2 separate regions of the Homo sapiens genome follow, and region 1 is linked to region 2. The links are chromatin loops, found by intact Hi-C in ENCODE. Cell type or tissue: mammary epithelial cell. All regions are shown on one strand. Each heading gives the region's core, and the rest is flanking DNA. Links, peaks and the distances in the headings are about the cores only.

Region 1 (2,918 bases), core at 322-2,821, 51 kb after region 2:
TGCCTGCAAACTCAAGAGAAATGATGGAACCTGGGGAGTGGCCACAAGGTATGAAAAACACTGGTGGCTGTGAGTGCAGCCTCTACTGTAGAGAGATGAAGGGAAAACAGCTGGATGGAAATGGTTTTAATGAGAGCAGAGAATGGGATGTTATCAAGACAGGAAAATGTAATAAACTAAGGCACTTCTCATCACTTACAGGGAGTTTCTAAAATAATTGTTTATTAGTTCCAGACAAATCCTAGTGTTATTTGTAATAAACATTGTGACAAACAACATGTTTTTTTAAAATTCAGAGTTTAGTTAGGCCACTGGGCAAAAAAAAAGGGGTAAATACTGTATACATGTTAGAATTTCTTATTCTCAACCTCCTGAGACTAAGTAGTAGGTACTTTTAAAATTAGTTGGGGGGAACCCAAGTCTTTTATGATAAAGAGGTCATTTTAACTTTCCAGAATTCTTAATGGAGAAGGAATGGTCAGCGCTTGTTCTTTAAAAGGGAGCAAAGGACTGAACAGGAAGCACTAGAAAGGAAGGCTAAGGAGAAAGCTGTAGCTGCTCTTTGAGCTCCCCTCCACTTCAGGAGCACTGGTTAAAGGGTGAATGGGGAAGCCTAAGGACCTCATAACAGGCAGGATCTCAGAAACAAGCTAATCTAGGCTCAAAAACTTAAAATCTGAACAGGAAATTTACATATCATCTAGACCAATCTCTGCTATTTCACAGATGAGGTACTAAGACCAAGAGAAGTTAAATAATTTGACTCCGTCATTCAGCTAGTTCTATGCAGAGCCAAATGTAGAAACAAGGGGGGGCTAATTTCCGGTCCACAGTTCTTTTGCCTGGCCGCTCCACTTATTATGTAAGAGGGGAAATCCCTATTTAAGACGGACCGACCGAATGTAAAGCAAATTCAACACTCACCGTTCTATTTGGGGGAAGGGGGGAATTATGGGGAGGCAGGGTGCGAGTAGGGATTAATGAGATTTGAAAAGTGCTCATGGGTTTGGTGACAGAATACTGGCTTCTCACAAATGCCTGGAAAAAGGCCTGAATCCGCCCTGGTGTTGGAACTGTGCCTCAATTTCCAGGCCCACCAGCACGCAAGTGAAACCCGCAACGTTAACAAGTGTCCGTTTCGCTGATTTCTGGGTAAATAACTCCTGGGTGTGTGTTTATACAAATCCATTCTGATACAAACCCTGGGCAGGAGAGGGTTGTAGTAAAAAATAATTCGGGATTGGGGAAGCAGGCGGTGTGGATTGCGCTGGCAAGGGGGATGGGAAAGAGTGGCAGGCATGACCAGACCAGCCGCGGACAGCAGGGCTTCCCTATTGCTAGGTCGCCGGCGTCCTTAGTTACCACTGATTGGAAGCACTCTCCAGTCTCCGCAGCCTAGTGCTGCGCTCCGCAGGCCGCCTGCGCGCCGCCTCCCGAAGCTCTGAGACAAGGGCATGTACACACATGTCCTTCCTTCCCCAGCGATCCCGGTCGAAAGCTGAGATCCTGGTTAGGAATCGCAACCGCGGAGGCTTTGCAAAGTGGCCACCAACTCCAGCCCTAAGAAATCCCCGACAAGGGCTGTGCTGGAACCTATGGGAGGGCGAACCCCGGGGGTTTTTCACCCAGACTCACGTTGTACTCCTTCAGCCAGAAGTCTAGCTTTTCCTGCAACGTTCGTAAAGTTTCGTTTGAGACCAGTCTTTTCAGGTTTTCCGCCATCGCTCACTATTCCTCTCGGCCCCACGCTGCGCGATGGAGACTTGGGGGGACCAGGCGGTGGCCTCCGCAGGACCGTGGGGTGATATGGCGGGAAGGGTGTTCTCTTCTGGGGGGCTCAGAGCGCGGCAGGTGTTTCCATCCTCCCCCTCGGGTCGGACCTGGCCGGGTTCGGGAAGCCAGAGGGGAGGTGCCCTGGGCCGCAGCCGCCGCGCCTCATCCGCCGTCCCGCGCGGTCTCCTGGCTCCCCAGCAGCCGCCTGAGCCCGGCCATAGATACCCTGGCGATTATTAAACAAACCTTGACGTGGACGGGTTGGCTGCCAGGGACGCGCGCGGCCCGCGTCGTGGCAACGCCCGCGCCGCCCCGCCCTGGGTGACAGCCGCGCGCCCCAGGGGTGGACTGAGACGCGCAGCCGCGCGGGCTGGAGGGCAGCAGGGCGTCTACAGCATTCCTCCCCATTCGGGGTTCTGGGTGCCCACGCGTGTCCAGAAAAGCAGAAGTTAAGTCTCTATAGAAGTTTGGGGCTAGGCTCTCAGGAGATCACCTCTTTGGCCCCTTTATTCTTTCGCCTTTCATTCCTTTAATTCTTCATTTGTAGCGCCTTGGGTTTACCTGTATGAAACTTGTAACTAAAATTTCAGTACTTCTTACTTCTAGCTTTTACTTTGTTCCTTGACCCACTGGGTGGGTACCCAAGTTAATAGAGTTTAGCTCCAGGATGTTCACAAATTAAAGTTAATCCCTCAGGTTTGGATAAGATTTGGCAGTATGTATTTTAGTACTTTTTTTTTTAGAGTCATTGAGCACTCTAAAGCTTCATTTAATTCTGAATTCTCTAATTGGGACTTTCTTGACCTAGTTTGGCACTATTTCAAAAGTGTGTATTCTGCTACAGAAACAGGTTCAACTACTTAGGAAACCATTTCGACCATCTTTAAGCGCTTTCGAAGCAAGCTCTTTTATATACCATCAAAAAATGTGCTGATTATAAATCATTCCTATCCATTCATTAAAACAGCGGTGGGGAGCAGAGCCTCAGCTGGTTAGCTAGCTAGTTTAACTTAGTTTCATCTCTGTAGGTACTTGAAAATCTGTGAACACTGCATATATTCAAGTATTGTAAAATCAAGAATTTTCACCACCTCTCATTTTTTATTTCTCTTGATTACAGTGGCTTTACTATCTGCTAATGAAAA
Region 2 (2,918 bases), core at 182-2,681:
CTTTCTAGCTGGAATATTTTACATATTCAAAGTAAAACTGCCCACAGCCACATCTTGGGCCTTTTCAGTTTGACAGTATCTGTGGTAATGTGTGTGTGTGTGTGTGTGTGTGCTCACGTCTGTGTGTTCGTGCAGAATGGACTCAATCCCACACTCCTTAAGCCAGTCCTGGAAGGTCTGTTGGTCTAAACCTGAGGGGAACCAGCCCAGTGAAAACGCAGTACCTTTGGCTCAGCCATACCTTGCAGACTTCATTACCTGGAGTCCTGAACTTTGCACAGAGCATCCACAATCTGCTGCCCTCAAAGCATGGCTAGAGAAATAATAAAGTAGATACCACACTCACTACTCTCAATAAAACCCACAGAGTTGAAATATTTCTTTCTGCAGAGATTTTTTTAAAAAAAAATTATTATTAACTATATTTTTTTTGCCTTCATACAGAATTGTGCCTCTTTCAAGTACTCTAGGAATTTCACTCTGGCAAGTTCCTACAATTTCTTTGAGAGTTGCTTAGCAATATTATTCCATCTTTTAGGGGAAAACTAAAACACTTACTTGAAATAACCCTAAGAGTTTCTGAAATTGAGTTTGGGTCATGTAAAATATTAATCATTTGAAAATCTTGGAAATCATAGAGGATCATGAAAGAAACCATTATTTTCTCCTTTTTTCCATGTTTAAGAGCAAAGACCTACATCCAAAACATTTGTTAACAAATTGCAATAAGAACTCCAAGTTGACAAGATGATGGTATTGGTTTGCATAAGGGGATTTTTTTAAAGTAGCAAAAAAAAATGTTCTAGCAGAAAAGTTGCCTCCTGAGCCTTAATGGGAACAAATGCATAAATCCTTTACTACATATACAGTTATTTAACACTCCACATTTTCTTTTTTTTTCACATTTTTTTATTTTTTATTTTTATTTTTATTTTTTTCTCTCTTTTTTTTTTAATTGCCTTAATGGGATCAAATGCATAAATCCTTTATTACATATATAGTTATTTAACACTTCAAATTTTCTATCACACTTTTTATTTTATCCCTGGCTACCCTCCATCAATTTATTATCCAAATTCATGGAGAGCAGTAAGACCAGTAATTAAGTTATAAATTTTATCTGAGGAGTTGCTATTTGTTTCCCAATTTGAATCTTATTACTAACTGCTGGTATCCTCTCATTTCCTAAGCAACATTGCCATCTCATGGCTAACTCCATACATTTCCCAGGGAAACACCAGGCCTAGGTGAACTAGAGAGACCCTAATAGGATCAATGATGGGAACTGATTTATGTCCCTAGAATTTCCTCCAATTGTCGATCAAGTTTGGTTACAGAGGGAGAGCTCATCCCAGGAAATTGTACAACTTTGGTTTCCAGTAATCAGTGTCATTTTATCTTACATTATCACCTTTGGCTATTTGATGAAGAAAAGTTTAATTCAGTCAAGGAAAACACAAAGAGGAAAATCTGTCATTGCCACCAAGGCATCTCTTAGATCTATTAGCCAATGTATTTGAAACGCTGGCACACTCCAAGTGGAGTTACTTTTGGCCCTTTCCTGGAGATTTTCAGAACGTACTTGTCAACACTAAGATACTGTAATGATAAGAAATTATACCCAGACTTGAAAAGAAGAAAAATGCTTCAATTTTCATGAATGGAAATTGCAACAAGTTCAATTCAAGTATTATCTTTGGAACATTTGCCAAGTAAACAGAAAAAGCCAAATTTTTCTATTCAGTGTTTGCGAAAATTTTAGTTGAGGTAGGCCACCTGTGAGATCTAATATTTGAATGTCAGTTTCACTCCATTTTAGATTTTTCTCTAGAGACTCATATGAATAACTATAAAGATGTTCCCAAATCTGAATCATCCAGGTGACATCTAGCTCTATTTGGCAGATGACCATGACTAATCAAACAATGACCAATAGGGACTCATTATTCTAAGTCTATGACTGCAAATCTCAATGACACATAGTGAACACAGACTTGTAAGATGGAAGGAAATGACTTATAAGTTTAGTAAGAAAACATATTCTGTCAGTTCAACAAAGAAGCTGTCCAAATATAAACCACAAGATAAGCAAATTTTTACCTCTAGGGAAGACAGAAGTACTATACTTTCTCATCCTTCTCCTTTTATTGAAAATTTAATTGCATAGCCCATAATTAGCTATTTACATATGAATTTTCAGTAAATTATCTATTTCTGGATTGTAGCAAATAACATTCTGAGAGTCTTTTAAACGGAGACATCATTTTCCATTTAGAAATTTCCATCTATTGCATGTATGATGCTGCCCCATCATATATGCAATAATTTATTTTTGCAATATTCTCCTTGTCGGGCATTAAGGATGGTCCAGACTAGTGTTTTTCACACTTGGCTACTGATGTTGAAAATACAGATGTCCCTGGAGACTTTGATCCAGGGAGCTTGAGGTGGGATCCAAGAGTTTACCTCTAATAATCAAGCCAAGTGATTTTCATCATCAAACAAACTTTGAAAATACTAGTCAACATTTTCATTGAAGTTACTCAAAATCTAAGTATATTCAAAGCTCAGACTTATTGGAAGTGTAATTCATCTTAAAACTTGTCACTTTTTAATAACCCATATATTTTTTAAATGTGAAACATAATTTGAAATGTTCATAAAATGCATTCATGAATTATGATATAAATGAATCTTCACATGAAATGCTATTTAGTGTGTCCTAATTTTGAATAATGTGTATTTGTCACTTTCATTGGCTCATAATTCCATTTAAGATTAGGTGTCTGTATTTTTTCATAAATTTTTTGATGCCTAATATTTCTGCATATTTATGAGGTACATATCATATTTTGTTACATGCATAGAATGTGTAATAATCAAGTCATGGTATTTAGGATATCCATCACCTCGAGCAT

What was found. Hi-C counts contacts between places; a loop is a spot of excess contacts. Peaks named below come from ENCODE experiments on the same cell type or tissue, not always from the same donor. Only the 100,000 strongest peaks of a DNase experiment are listed, where the experiment ranks them.
Region 1: a loop joins it to region 2, with 2.2 times the contacts of the local background. A loop is called at or near these places in 3 of 110 quality-filtered maps.

What each region holds. Positions count from the first base shown.
Region 1 is chr4:52,050,509-52,053,426 of GRCh38, reverse strand. It overlaps SPATA18 (spermatogenesis associated 18), which reads right to left and starts at 2,123. Exons shown (of 13, transcript NM_145263.4): 1 at 1,636-2,123. The coding sequence starts at 1,722. RefSeq lists enhancers at 1,331-1,680, 1,473-1,972, 1,973-2,474 and a silencer at 1,851-2,150. In mammary epithelial cell, for the core only: no CTCF peak of the experiment used is centred there; DNase peaks (open chromatin) are centred at 846 and 1,426; H3K4me3 peaks cover 2,210 bases; H3K27ac peaks cover 2,071 bases.
Region 2 is chr4:52,101,820-52,104,737 of GRCh38, reverse strand. No RefSeq gene overlaps it. Among named protein-coding and RNA genes, the nearest start is that of SPATA18, 52 kb to the right of the region's middle. In mammary epithelial cell, for the core only: a CTCF peak has its summit at 1,229; a DNase peak (open chromatin) is centred at 1,927.